Regions from separate parts of the Mus musculus genome. Here all the other regions are linked to region 1. The links are chromatin loops, found by intact Hi-C in ENCODE. Cell type or tissue: left cerebral cortex. All regions are shown on one strand.

The links. Hi-C counts contacts between places; a loop is a spot of excess contacts. Peaks named below come from ENCODE experiments on the same cell type or tissue, not always from the same donor. Only the 100,000 strongest peaks of a DNase experiment are listed, where the experiment ranks them.
Region 2: a loop joins it to region 1, with 2.2 times the contacts of the local background. A loop is called at or near these places in 2 of 42 quality-filtered maps.
Region 3: it touches region 1 in a loop (2.1-fold over the local background); 2 of 42 quality-filtered maps call a loop at or near these places.

What each region holds. Positions count from the first base shown.
Region 1 is chr3:153,482,249-153,487,248 of GRCm38, reverse strand. All of the region lies in intron 2 of St6galnac3 (ST6 (alpha-N-acetyl-neuraminyl-2,3-beta-galactosyl-1,3)-N-acetylgalactosaminide alpha-2,6-sialyltransferase 3), which reads left to right. Among named protein-coding and RNA genes, the nearest start is that of Gm46831, 25 kb to the left of the region's middle. In left cerebral cortex, no CTCF peak of the experiment used is centred here; DNase peaks (open chromatin) are centred at 2,305 and 4,978; H3K4me3 peaks cover 103 bases; H3K27ac peaks cover 1,470 bases.
Region 2 is chr3:153,411,627-153,416,626 of GRCm38, reverse strand. St6galnac3 (ST6 (alpha-N-acetyl-neuraminyl-2,3-beta-galactosyl-1,3)-N-acetylgalactosaminide alpha-2,6-sialyltransferase 3) reads left to right here. Exons shown (of 5, transcript NM_011372.2): 3 at 4,756-5,000. Among named protein-coding and RNA genes, the nearest start is that of Gm46831, 95 kb to the left of the region's middle. In left cerebral cortex, no CTCF peak of the experiment used is centred here; a DNase peak (open chromatin) is centred at 2,226.
Region 3 is chr3:153,565,685-153,570,684 of GRCm38, reverse strand. All of the region lies in intron 1 of St6galnac3 (ST6 (alpha-N-acetyl-neuraminyl-2,3-beta-galactosyl-1,3)-N-acetylgalactosaminide alpha-2,6-sialyltransferase 3), which reads left to right. Among named protein-coding and RNA genes, the nearest start is that of Gm32721, 22 kb to the left of the region's middle. In left cerebral cortex, a CTCF peak has its summit at 2,536; a DNase peak (open chromatin) is centred at 2,615.

The DNA of each region.
Region 1 (5,000 bases):
GGACCGATGTTGCCTCTGAGGCTTGACATCTCTGTCCACTGCTGTAACAGTGGGCTTTTTCGGTGGTGATTTTTTGTTCATGAGACATCGGTAACTACTGAAAGACCGTTGTCATAATGGTGAGAGATGAGGAATAGTAAGGAGGGCCAAGTGTGATGTGGTGACTTTGACAATGTAATGTCACTGTGAAGACACACCATGACCACAGCAACTCTTATAAAGAAAATCTTTAATTGGGCCTGGAGTACAGTTCAGAGATTTAGTCCATTATCCTCGTGGTGAGAAGCATGGCGGCGTGCAGGCAGACATGGTGCTGGACAAGGAGCTCAGAGTTCTATATCTTCATCCACAGGCAGCAGAGAGAGAGAGAGAGAGAGAGAGAGAGAGAGAGAGAGAGAGAGAGAGAGCGCCACTGGGCCTGACTTGGCTTTTGAACCCTTAAAGCCCACATTTCCTCCAACAAGACCACACCCACTCCAGCAAGGCCACACTCTACCAACTCAAATATATACGCTTGTAGGTGCCGTGTTCAGACCAACACACGTGGATACCAGTGACTTCTCTTCTGACAGGCACCTTCCCTTCTTCCAGTTCTGATGGACCATCAAGGAGTTTCACAGCATAATCTGTGATCTGTCTCTCCAATCACCTCTGCAGGGGAGGGATTAAGATGGCAGACAGAATAGTCCTGTTCAGAGACTTTCCAGCTTGAATCCCTGGAACCAGTAAATATGTTCCCTTTCATGCCAAATGGGCTATTTCAGGGTTGGTGATACTAAGGGCCTGGAGAAAGAAATTTTGTTCCCACTTAGCCAATCATGTCTGTGTAAGTTGAGGTTAGAGATGGGAGAGTCCAGGAGGCCCTGCTGCCAGTTTTGAAGATGGACAAATGGGTCTTTAGCCAGTGAACTGTGGAAGTTTCTAGAATCCAGAAAAGGCAAGAAACCAGATCATTCCCAGCCGTGTCCAGCAAGGTACAGTTAGCAGATATGCCTTGAACTGCTTTAAGCTGTCTTGTTTGCCGCAAATGGGAATTATACATGGAACTAAGCGTTTCTCCTCCTTAGGCTGCTCCTGTAAAGAAAGACTTGATCCAGTATAAAGTCAGCTCAGTTACTCATCAACAACCATCTACGATAAGCGAGTGTCTCCTGCGTGTCTATCTGAGGCACTTGGGGTAGGGTGTGAGCAACACGGGACAGGTTCCTCTTCTAATCCAGTGTCAGGAGATTGATAACTCCCAGAAGACAGACACTCGTGATCCATAGAGATGCACATGGAGGCTGGAGCCACTGCATTCAGAGATTCTGCACTTAGGGATGGGAAGGGATGGAGAAGCCATGCAGATAGAGTGTTCTCACAAGACACTGCAGGATCACGTGATCTCATCAGGGAGGAAGCACAGGGTCAGAGAACAGCCAGGGGTGCTTATGTTGATGGGCACCTTGCAGTGAACTTCAAAGCATGACACAAATATTAGTCACTGTGGCTGTGTTCCCTCTGTGCATCTGTGAGCTATGAGATCTTACTTTTGTATATGCTGAATGGGGAGAAAACAGCTATTGTCCAAAGATTCCAAGATATGCAAGCCCAAGTTGAGTATTTTCTTAGAATGTATGGGTCTGTGTGTCACAGTGACGGGACATCATTGTCTCTGTGGTCTACGAGGGATCTCCACAATACGAGTGGGGTTGTGTGGCCTCTTTCGTAGTAAAGAGAACATTCTGGGGTGGTAAAGTCAAGGGCATTGAGAAAGGGCACACAGCTGTGCTAGGGGAGAAGTCACCAAGTGATTAGACAACCTTGGCCCCTGCTTTGCAGGTGGAATGGGTGGGGCGGGCAGGTGCATTGGTTCTGCAGCCTTGTAAACAAGTAGTTCCCTGGTGGAGCCAGGCTCTGCCAGAGGAAGCAGTGAGGATATCTGGAGTCTAATCTGGGCGCTGTCTTTCTAAGGCACAGGAGGAAACGGGCAGTTTCTAATTAAGGATGCTGAAGTGCTGCCCCTGGTAAGGTCACAGGTGAAGTGTGTCTCAGCTTTCTCTATGCTGAAGAGTCTGTGTGCAAGCAATACACATTTTTATTCTTACTAATTCAGGCTATCCTTTTAGATTATACACCCCAAATGAGTTCCTCCAGATTCTCTGTAGTTCCTGTGATAAATGACGCCTCAGAATGTTGCAAGCAGAGCAGCCTTCCCTCTCCTGCCTAGTGACAGAAGCGAAGTGGGCATCTCCAGCCACGCGCCTTCCTCACACCTCCCTCATGGCTGCTGCCTCTCAGCATGGAGCATCTATAAAGGGAAAGTGAAGGGTTGCTAAGCAGGATGGGAAACTCCCAATGTAGAGATGTGGGAAAAAAATAAAAAGGGTCAAATCAGTATGTGTTATGAGTTGCACAGAAGCCCGAATCCTAGAAAGCTCCGGAAAGTAGTCCAAGCCAGAAATAACCAGGCATGCAGCCAGGATGGAGAGCAGGAGGCAGTCTTTCGATCCCTGCTGTGTGTGCCACTGTCCTGTCCTCAAGGTCAGAAATCTCTGTCCCATTTCCTTCCAATCCAGATCTGTAGCAAAAGCCTGTGGAGTACAAAGAGGAGAGACAGTCCATACGAGTGATCCTATCTCCCAAGCCCTTTGAGAGTTTTTGCATTTTATTTGCTTAAAATACTGAAAGTGTGCCAGTGCCTTGAAATAGTATGGTTCCCTGGCATTCTGCCATAAAGGTGATCATGAAAAGTGGTTTAAGGCATCTGTGAGAATTGACTTTATGAGGTACACTCTCTCATTCATCTAACCATCTGTCCATCTATCATCCTTTCATCTATTCCTACATCCACCCATTCATCCATGCACCCACCTATCCAATCCATCCATCCATCCATCCATCCATCCATCCATCCATCCATCCGAGGTATGGTAGCCACTAGATGCCAGACACTGAGCTAGGAGCCAAGCTAGGGGACAAGACCTGTATTGAGCCTCCTGGAACTCGTTGATGTAATAGAAGCCAGTAAACATGTGAGTGAATCACACACAAGTGGTGAAGTGTTGTAGAGGATGCTGACATGGTGTTATGGTAGAGAAGCACATACAAGTTGCAGAAAGGTCTGGTTTGGAATCATGTTGCTTATGGAGAAGCCCTCCACCATCACGTTTCTGAATGTGCATTTCCTGTCTCCTCCCCTCCCTGCCTGTATCCACATCCTTTGTGCCCGAATCATTACTCTACGCCCTGAGTTGTTGCTGACACCTGACACAGGTTTTCATTTACTTGGCCATCTGCCTTAGTCCATTTGTGTCTCTATCATGAGATATCTGAGGATGCCAGCAAACCGTGACGTTTACTCTGCTCACCATTCTGATGGCTGTGGGGTCTGATCAGCACAATGCAGACACCTAGAATGACATGCCAGAGGAGGACAAAGGATGTCTGCTGAGGGCAGAATGGCCATGCTTGTGGAACATGTCTGCTTCACATGACCACAAGCCTTGCCCCCTCTGCACTCCCTCCTCTCTTCCTAACACTCTCCCTGCCATGGGGTGGCTGTCATTCTAGAGCATCTTCTAACAAGCCTACTGAAAGATCACCTGATTGTTAGCCAATGGGATTTCATCTGCCTTACTCTTTACCATTGGTTCCAGTCCAGAGCCTGCGAAGTTTAGATGCTACCAACATGCAGAGAACCAAGATGCAAGTGACTGTCGTCCAGCCACAAGGAAAGGACTTCTAACAGGCATGGGGTTGCTTACTCTAGAGCATTATGCTCTCTGGATATGTAGCTTGAAGATCATATTCATCCACCCTTCCTGTCTGTCCATTTATCCATCTGCTCAGCTCTGGCAGCCTTTTCCGTTGTCTATTAAACTAACTTAATTGTCCTATTGATTCCTCTTAACTGATTCTAGTGTGTCTTTGACATATGCCCCTATGCATTTGTTTAAGAATAATTTTAAGAATATAGATGTGTGTATATTTTCCTATGCCCATAAGTATGGAGGGGGAGGGAGGAGAGAAGAGAGAAGTAAAAAACAGAACACATTTGGCTTAGACTTCTTTAAATGAGCTTAGAATACTTAAAGTCACCAACTGTTGTCAAAATAATCTAACTGAAAACCTTTTTTATGATATATTATTGACTCTCTCATGTAATTTATAGAGTATTATGTTAAAAAGAAATGACAAGGGCCAGGGAGATGGCTTGGTCAGGTGCTTGTCTGTACAATCATGAAGACCTGCATGTCTGTCCCCAGCACCTGCTCAGAAAACCCTAGAACTGACTAGTTCAGAGAGGGATAGTGTCCTGGAATGAGAGAGACAGACAGACAGACACAGAGACAGACAGAGAGAGACAGAGAGACACAAAAAGCACAGCACCATAAAGGACAACTCCCAACCTCGACCTCTGGTCTCCTTGCATACATAACCCAACACGCCCACAGTGCCTAATGGATTATAATGTGTGCTTGAGTTTTATTTGAGAAGCCCCATAATGAGATTGAAACTTAGAGATCTGTAAACATTGGATTTGAATACACGCTACCAGTTGTACAATGAGAAAACCCCCTTCTCCCATTGGTGCTCAAAATCTATGCTCTAGAAACTCAGAGAGAACTTGCCATGAAGAGAATTTTATTCTTAGAGCATCCTGCCAATTAAAATAGCCCATACAGAGTACGCTTGGAAAGTGGCCTCCGCCATTTATTTTCTAAGATTCCACATTGACAGGGATAACTTATTATTTAGCCGTGACTGGTCTGGTCTAGTTTTATTGCCTCACGCACTTGCTGACCCTATTGATTTACCCTGAAAGTCTAATTTAGTCCGGGAGACCACCTGTGATTTCTGTACATTTCACATGCGGAAGAGCATCGTTCTCAGCAACTTGTTCTCTCTGATTTCCTTCGCACATGAGAGTTGATGTAGAAAAGACAGCTGAGCAGAGCCTGGCAGCCTTTCAAAAGCACGCAGCCAAGTCTCCATTTACTCACTCTAATTTGAAGCTC
Region 2 (5,000 bases), 71 kb after region 1:
CCCTTGAGTTGTTAGTCAGCTGCTGACCTCATAATCTGCACAGCTGTGGCTTCCCAGCGTTGTCATGGAACAGATTGGGATGTCTAAATGGATCACTTTCAGAGGTTACAATTGTCAAGTGAGACCAGCCTGCTGATTCTTATTAGCTAAATGAAGCCGTGTTACAGCAGAACTGGCTAATTCATTCTAATGGCTGGGAAATCCAATGCAAATTGTCACATTTTACAGGACACATTCAAAGCTTTTCTTGATGATTTTTACCTCTGTGCAGGCTGTACCCCAAATATGGTTTTATTGCCCACTTAAGGACCTTGTTGGGATGAACAGTGGGATGTGATCACGCTGCCCGTGTGCACGGTGGTGGTGTCAGAGCAAACCACGCAACATTCGGTGTGTAATAGACACGATGAGCATGATTCACGATGGTTGTAGGTAATGCCTGAGTAATGGCTGTCAAGCCCTACCAAAAATTGAAAAAGATCGTACTTGTCCATGCTGTCTGAAAGAGTGTTGGCTTCTAAAGGACAAAGAAATACCTTAGACCACACCTGATCCCCAAAGTCAATCTCTTGAGCCTTTATTTAAGAAAATGTTTGTGGTAGAGCTGGTCTAGAACCTATGTTCACGAGTCCTAATGTATTCCTCCACTTTGGACTTCCGCTAACTTGGTAGCTGATCTTCGTGCTGCTTGCTGCAGCTTGTCAAGGTGATATGCAAGTTCTTTTCTCACACTTGTTTGTGTGGTAGTGCAACAGATATCCCAGACTAGCCTCAGGCTCTCTAGATCACCAGGATGACCTTGAACTCATGGTCCTCCTGCCTCTGCTTCTCAAATGCTTGGATTGCAATATCTGTCACCATGCCTGTTGACCACAAAGGTATTTATAAAAAAATGTGTATTTTTATTGTATCTGTGTGCGTGCATGCATCTTAGAAGTATACCATGTGCATGCCAAGTGCCCACAGAGGCCAAAATCAGGTACAGGACCCCATGGAACCAGAGATCCAGATGATTGATCCACTCTGTGGGTGCTGAGCACTGAGTGACTGCTCCTATGGGTGCTGAACACCAAGTCGGTGCTCTATGCAAGAGCAAGAAGCACTTGGGGTAGCTGAGCCATTCATCTCTGCAGCCCGATTGTAGTGCTTTAAGGCATCTCACAAATGGATTCGTGGGAGTCTAACCGGTCGTGCTTTTTCTGATTCTTAGTTGTGACAACATACACGGATGCCTTTGCCAGCGTGTGCATGCTACAGCAGTAAAGAAACCAAAGGAAACAAGTTTATCAAACACAGTGACTGTTGGCTCCAAAATACTCCAGGATGTACAAGGATGTTTATCAAAGTATTTGTAAATGGTAGAAAATAAATCAGGCAATAGCTGGATTTCCAGAGTGAGCAGATATATACATTATGGCATATATATGTAGTTGAGCAATGAACAGGTACTAAAATCTTCCCTAAGGATTATTTACTGATATGGGAAAGACCAACACGAAAACAAAAGGAAACCAAAGATGCCTAGTTGGGTAAATCTAATTTTTTACACAACAGCCCACATAGATAAAGGACAATGTGGTGAAATATGTGTGATCATTGTTGAGTGATAGAAATCTGAATAACTTTAACTATCCTTTTTAAATTTTTTAAGTTTTTCATAGTGAGTCCATACTTCTTTAATAATCATGGTAGGACAACTCTTTAAAGCAGTTTGAGTAGATTTGTTAAGAGTCATACTGTAGTGGTCTTTGCTTCAGGCATCATCCCCCTGCCTACCTTTTAAACAGACTCTTGGTTTTCCCCCCTGGTTTTATTCCTAGAAACCTTCCTCTCATCCTAGCTGGAAGCTGTGCTAGTCTGGAGTGGCTGTGGCAGAAGCCTGACATAACTCTTCACTCGTCTCCCCTCGCACCAGCTTTTCACACATTCAGTACCTGGACCAACCCAGAATATACCCAGAAGTTTGTCGGCCTCTCTGCTTTCCCGTACCACCTCCTGTCTTCTCATCACGCTCTCTTCTCTGTGGGAGCAGTCACTTGCTCTCTCTGTTTCAACCTTCTTCTCTTATGCTCCGACTTTCCATGTAACAGACAAAGTTGTTAAGACACAGTTCAGGTCATCCATTTCTCTTTTGTCAAAGCTCTCCACTGCACAGGAAGCCAGAGGATGCAAGTAATGCCCAGAGGCCTCCTTTCTGCACCCAGTGCCTGCTTGGTGTCTGCATGGGCTCTGCTGAGTGCTTCTTTCTTCATCGCCATCTCCTGCCTAAAGGATCAGCAGCAGTAGCTTTGCATTGCCACCCACACTGGAGTTGGCCTTGGTGATGTCTTTGAGTCATTTCCACCCAGTAACCCTTCATGGCTAGTGATTTTACCTCCCTCGTACACTCTCTCAGCAGTGCCTTTCTGACATTTCTTCATTGCTCCCAGTGCACACACAGACACATTCACATGCACACACACTATATGCACACACAGACACATTCACATGCACACACACTATATGCACACACAGACACATTCACATGCACACACACTATATGCACACACAGACACATTCACATGCACACAGACACACTTACATGAACACACAGACACACATACACAAACAGACACACTCACATGCACACACAGACACACTCACATACACGTGCGCACCTCCGAAGTTTCCATGTTGCATAAATTTCTTTTGTGAACTGATCACCGTCTAATATATTGTGCAGGATGCTGGCATATTTATTGTGTGCATGTATAGAAGTACAACTTAAATGTGCATTTCATTCCATCAGGAATTCTTGTGTATGATTTCTTACCTCAGCTGTAACTCTTGGAACTGTACCTGCTGTGTGGTAGGCACCCAGAAACTGCTGGGCAGAGTGCCAGCAACAGGAAAGGTGACCAATGGCCACTGTGTGGTGATTGTCCAAGTGACTTTTCTGAGTTGCTTCACCTGCCATTTTTTCCTTAGCTTGATTGCCACAGCTGGCCTGAGCCTGCTGAGTAGCTGACCTTTCCTCTTGATTGCGTTTCTCTTCCCACCTAAATCAACAGTTCCAAACTAAAGGGGGAAGTCTGTTTCTTCCTAGTATTTAGCTCAGTTTTCAGACTTTTTTTAAAAAAATTACTTCTTAGAGAGTGTCATGTGTATTTCAACTGTATTTACCCTCACCCCCAACTATTCCTAGGTCCCCTTCTCTTTCCTGTCCATCCCTAGCAATACAAACAGGAGGTGGGGGGGGGGGGGCAGTTTTCCTTAAGAGTATATCCTGGCAAATCAAGTGGAAGACCATACATCTGAGAATATTTGGGTACCACAAATTGGTCTCTAAGGATTTTTTTAAAGGATATAAAGTGTTCAGACTCTTAACTGATTGTTTTAAACTGATGTCTTTAATTTTCTACTTTAACAAATTGAGCTGCTACTGCATCCCTGTTGAAGTCAGAGGCAGGCACTATCTTACAGGAGTTCAGTGTCCCGATGGCACATAGTGCAGGAGTGAACGAGGGGCAGGACCCTGTATGGATGACCCTCTTCTCCAGTAGGTGCAAAATATATTTGGGTTCAAGCTCAGAACCAAAACCATGTAATCTTATGGTGGATGAGAAGGATGAATATCGCCTAAGTGTTTCTTTTTCTGTTTTGAAGATGGAGTAATGTCTTCCTGTGGGAAAGAAGTAGCAAAAGTTATGTGTGTGGTTATTTTAGAAGCCAAGGAAACAGGATGCTGCTAGTAGCAGTGAGCCCTTAGTGTGAGTTAGAAGATTGATATTTAGGGGACTAACAGATGGCTTAGAGGTCTAGAATGTGTACTGCTCGTGCAGGGGACCTTAGCTTGGTTCCCAGTGCCTAGATCAGGTATGTTACAACAGCCTATAAGCACTGAGAGGATCTTATCCCTTCTCTTGGTCACCATAGGCATTTGCATGAATATATTCACATATAGAGAGAGACACACGTATACATAAATACTAAAGAAATAATAAAATAAATCTAAAATGAAGGAACTCTAGACTTAGAAGATATAGAAGTTGTAATTCGGAAGATCCAGATTTCAAAGGCGAGGGCTTGGCTCAACCGCTGGGACTGGTATTAACTAATCACCCTGGACATCAGTGTTTTGCTCCCAAGTCTTCGTTAGTTCCATGCAGACATATTCAGCCTCTAACAACTGCATGCGTGTTCTCTCCATGTTCTCAAGAGAGGCCTTACCTTGTCCATGTAAAACCAACATAAGCCCAGAGGCACATTAATAGGATGACTTGGGGGACTTTTAAACATCAGCATAAGACTCGGGCTGTTTTAAGTGGGTCTCGTCTGTGTCCTCTTCATAGTATTATCAGCTGCCACCTACTCTTTGCATACATAGCACCAAAGTTCAAAATGCATGACTTGGTATATACCACTGGAGTTTCTTTTATAGCCACTGTCCTTATCCTAGAAATAGCTTCATACTTTCTTATCACTGGAAACTATGGTTCTAAATGTATAAACCTCCTCATTTAGAGAGAAAAGGCATGACTGCTTCTCCACATGATTTTGAACTAACATAGGGATGCAGACAGTCAAGTCATCTTTCCAACAGGATGTATTTACTTTTCTAATAACAGCACAGGTCCAATAAAGGCTACACCTGTAGCAGAGACTGTAGAATAGAGATGTGTCAGTGATAACTCCACACTCATTCATTGTACACTAATGACATTTTGATTCCTCAAGCACTCATGGGACCACACTCTTCATTTTTCTCTTTTTCAGCCTTTGCAACTGAACTGTAACCACTGTGCCATCGTGTCAAATTCAGGTCAAATGGTCGGGCAGAAGGTGGGGGAAGAGATAGACCATGCATCCTGCATCTGGAGAATGAACAACGCCCCAACCAAGGGCTTTGAGGAAGATGTCGGCTACATGACAATGGTCCGAGTTGTGTCACATACCAGTGTCCCTCTCTTGCTGAAAAATCCTGACTATTTTTTCAAAGAAGCAAGCAGGACCATTTATGT
Region 3 (5,000 bases), 83 kb before region 1:
AGTCCTTTTGGTCAGAGTGTTTTATTGTGGCCAACAGGATGAAGGTAGGACAGGTAGTGCTGAAAAGACGGCAGGTGCACAGGTGTCACCGCACATGTTAATCATGGTTTGTCAGGCGAGCACTTTCTAATAGCTTGAACATATCTGTGTGTCTGATGTATTATCTTCTCGATGTACTGTGGACCCCTGGAACGATCCTGTGCCCATTGACTGGCACAGAGGTATCGTGTATCTGCCCACCCCTTCAGTTAGGAGCTGAACCCAGAGCTTTGTGCATAAGAGGCAAACGATCTCCCAGTGGGCTTCCATAGCTCTGTATATCATAAGTCTTTTTCACATCATTGTGTGAGTGTGTGTGTGTGTGTGTGTGTGTGTGTGTATGTTCATATGTGTAAGGGTTGCCATGGCATGTGACAGTGTAAGGACAACATTGAATTGATAGAAGAATTTTTATTTTATTTTTTATTTTTTTTCCATTTTTATTAGGTATTTAGCTCATTTACATTTCCAATGCTATACCAAAGTCCCCCATACCCACCCGCCCCCACTCCCCTACCCGCCCACCCCCCCTTTTTGGCCCTGGCGTTCCCCTGTTCTGGGGCATATAAAGTTTGTGTGTCCAATGGGCCTCTCTTTCCAGTGATGGCTGACTAGGCCATCTTTTGATACATATGCAGCTAGAGTCAAGAGCTCCGGGGTACTGGTTAGTTCATAATGTTGATCCACCTATAGGGTTGCAGATCCCTTTAGCTCCTTGGGTACTTTCTCTAGCTCCTCCATTGGGAGCCCTGTGATCCATCCATTAGCTGACTGTGAGCATCCACTTCTGTGTTTGCTAGGCCCCGGCATAGTCTCACAAGAGACAGCTACATCTGGGTCCTTTCGATAAAATCTTGCTAGTGTATGCAATGGTGTCAGCGTTTGGATGCTGATTATGGGGTGGATCCCTGGATAAGGCAGTCTCTACATGGTCCATCCTTTCATCTCAGCTCCAAACTTTGTCTCTGTAACTCAGAAGAATTTTTATAGTTTATTGATATCTATGCCAGATTAGCTGGGATTCTCTTACCTCTGCCTCCTATCTCTTTGTTGTGGGGTCACAGATATGTGCTACCACACACTGATTTATGTGTGTCCTGGGAATACAGACTCTGGTCCTCACAATTGTGTTTCGGATGCGTCTTAAGTTTTGTTGTTGCTGTTTTATCAATGGATATTGGCTCTTTTTCTCTGCAGAATTCTAATACAGTGCATGACACTGAAGCTCTGTGAAGGTGACAGAATGTCTGATCTTTCAAGTTAGACAGAGCCCTTTGCACCCATCAATTTTCAGCACTAGTGTTGAATTTCTTTAGCCAACGCTGGGTAAATGTATTTGCTCACCTGGACACCACGTTTGACCCTGGCAGTTGGTGCTATTTCTGTTGATGAGTTAGAATCACTCATTGCTCGTGATCTAAGTTCTTCTGATGGACCAAGGAAGCACTTTTCTTCCCCAACATCTTTTATCTGTTGATTGGTTCTTGTGGCTAAATGGGATGTTGGAATGAGTGATATGTGGCTGAGGTAGGGCGAACTTTGAGCAAGAACAGCCACTGCGAGTCACTGGGCAGCCAGATTGTATTCAGTGTAGAGACTGCCTCCAGGGTGGCGGAAGCACAGAGATAAGGGTGGGCTGTATGACTTGGATATGACTCTCACTGTTGTTATTTTGTACAAACCACAAAAGCCATTGTGCATTCCTAAGGCTGGAGAGATTAGTGGCAGTTCTCTCTCATTTTACAGATGGGAAACCCTCTTAGCCAGTCAGTAACATTCTGAAATCCTATTACTTAGAGCCAGCCAAGGTGTCAGGAAGGAGTTGGGTTAGCTCTAGGCAGCAACATCTGCATAACAGTAGCGGCTTTCCTCTCTCCTGGATTGCTCTGGAGTCATTTGTGGTAATGAAGCTATCTATCTCTGTATGTTATAGCCATCAGATTATCTTCAGAAACCATACAGGTGTGATTAGTTTAAACCTTTAAGACCCATGGAAACAGTTGAGTTCGCCAGGCGTGTCTGCTGTGTGCACTTAAGATTCTTCACTGAATAGTAATTGTAGTAACTGCTGGCCCGCTCTTGGGAAACCTTTAAAAATAATAATTTGTACTTCAAACATCTCTTTCTGTGAGTTGCTCAAATGCCTTGCAAGAATGGTTTACTAATCCATCCTTTGAGATGGTAGATAGGGTAGCTTCCAGTGGAGCAACACAGTAGGAGGTGGACACACACACACACACACACACACACACACATATGCCAGAAGCTCTGAGAATCCAAACCAAAACTTGGTTCCAGCCAGACAAGATCCCTGTCCATCGTGCTAGAAGAACTGCTCGTGCTTTTGAGGCTCATTTTATGTTTATTGCCTTAATAGAAGTTTACTAAATTTATATATGGTAGATATTGCAGAAGATGATGAATGAAATGGAGAAGCCCTTTCTGTAGGCTCTAAAAGCATCAATCCGACTGTGATAGATTGTTGGCTTGCAGCTCAGAGATTCCCCACTAGATGATGCTACCTAGACAAGAATCTTCCTTCACTCAGGGAGGGGTGTGTTTAAAGAACAGTCTCCATCTCCATAGTTTCTGAAATGCTCGAGGAAGCAATTGACTCCTTAAAGAGCATCAAAACACCACCCACAAACCCAGCCATAGGACTCAATGCCATCTTGCTCCAGAAGTATTTACACAGGAGATACTTGACAGTGGCCCTTGCCTTGGAGGGGTGGAAAGCCAAGTGGACCAGAGTCAAGGCAGCACACACTGGCTAGGCAGCTTCACCCGTCATGTGGGCGGGTGCGAGTGCAGCTTTGATGGGTCGGGGAAGAGCTTTATATTTTGAGAATCACTGTGGCTGCTTTGCCCTTTGGGATTCCCCTTGGCAGTGGTCCTGTGGGATGTGGGGCAGTGTTACTGGCAGGCTGTCAAGTCTTCAGCATGTTATATAGTCAGCACTGACTCTCCCAAAGTTAGTCTGCAAAATTCAAGCATAATGGTTCACTTCAGTGTCCAGTATGACTTGCACTAACTCCATCCTTCTGATTTCCCTCCTCCCCCTCTTTTCCTCTCCCTTACCCCTCCTCATGCTGATAGGCTGCCACCCCTCCCCCTCCTCATGCTGATAGGCTGCTTGTCTTAGTCAGGGTTTCTATTCCTACACAAACATCATGACCAAGAAGCAAGTTGGGGAGGAAAGGGTTTATTCTGCTTACATTTCCATAGTGCTGTTCATTACCAAAGGAAGTCAGGACAGGAACTCAAGCAGGTCAGGAAGCTGGAGCTGATGCAGAGGCCATGGAGGGGTGCTGCTTACTGGCTCGATCCCCTGGTTTGCTCAGCTTGCTCTCTTATAGAACCCAAGACTACCAGCCCTGGGTTGGCACTACCCACAATGTGCTGGGCTCTTCCCCCTTGATCACCAATAGAGAAAATGCTTTTCAACTGGATCTCATGGAGACATTTCCTCAAGGGAGGCTCCTTTCTCTGTGATAACTCCAGCTTGTGTCAAGTTGACACACAAAATAAACCTGTACACTGCTAGAATAGAAATGACCACCAAATGGAAGCCAAATACCTCTGGGTTCATCATAGTGTATACTTTAATTAAAATGAAAGTAAGATAAGATTGAAAATGAGACACAGGCTACTATACTTAGTAGGGTTCTATAGACGACATTTGCTAATGTATTACTGTTTGAAAGTGCAGGGACTGGGTCGGGATTGAGGCCCACTGAGAAGGATCCTGGCTCTACCTATAACTGGATGTTTGGCCTTGGATAAGTCAGTTTCTTTGCTTATAAAACAAAGAAGTTAGTTGCCTTGCGATTTATTTTAAAGATTAAATGAGAATGTGTGCAAGTCTCCAGCTCAGAGTGAAAATGAAGTATTTCTTAGTGTGGGTATCAGTATCTGCCAGTGGTCTACAGATGTCTCCTGCCCTGCTGTGGGTATTTATCTTGTATTTTGGGTTCTCAGTTAGTGAGGCTTGGAGAGCCCTTCAGATTCATGGGTTCTGTAGGAGATGTGGCACCACGAAGGAGTCACTGCATCAGGTACACATAGGTGGCCGTGGGCAATAGGCATCGCAGGACCCATTTACTCACCTCTGTGTTCCTGGGGCTCCGTCTCCCTGGCTGCTGCTGTCTCCTAGCTGTAGGTGACATGGGAGTGAGCAGAGCAGGCAGGAAGAAGGTTGGAGCTGACAATGACTTGCTTTCTGGGATCTCGGGGCTTGGAACCCCAGCATCACTGTCTTCTCCTACATGAGCTTCCTGCCTGGCCCAGAAGTCAGTCTCCTATGAGCTATCAACTACTTCTGCTTTTTATACTTTTCTGTTCCCCTTTTCAAAAATTTCCCTGAGTCTTGGAAGGAGGAGGTATGACAGAGGCTGAAGAACTTGATATTTATAACCTTTACATGTGAACGAATACCTTTTTGTACAGGGGGGTGGTGGTGGCAATAGGGGCATACTCTTTAGGCCAGACTAGCCTGAAATTGGCTACATGGGCCAGGCTAACCATAACCTCCTGGCATTTCTCCTGTTTCAGCCTCATGAATACTAACATTACAGTTGTGAGCCACAGTGCTCAATTTGTCAAAAAATAAATAAATAAAAATAAAGTAATAAAAATAAATAAAAAATCATATTTTTCCCCTGAAGAGTACAGGCTTCTTTCTTGATTTGTCAGTTTTTTTCTTTATAAGCAAAGAAACTGACAAATCCAAGGCTAAACAGCCAGTTATAGCCAGGGGAAGCAAGCTAGTAAGCAGCAGCCCCTCCATGGCCTCTTCATCAGCTCCTGCCTCCAAGTTCATGCCCTGTGTGAGTTCCTGTCTTGACTTCCTTTGGTGATGAACAGCAATATCGAAGTATACCGGCTTCTTTCTTACCTCTTGTATAAGTTGCTAGTGGTCAGAAGCTAAGAAAGGGCTTTTGTGCCTGTGTAAGATGCAAATG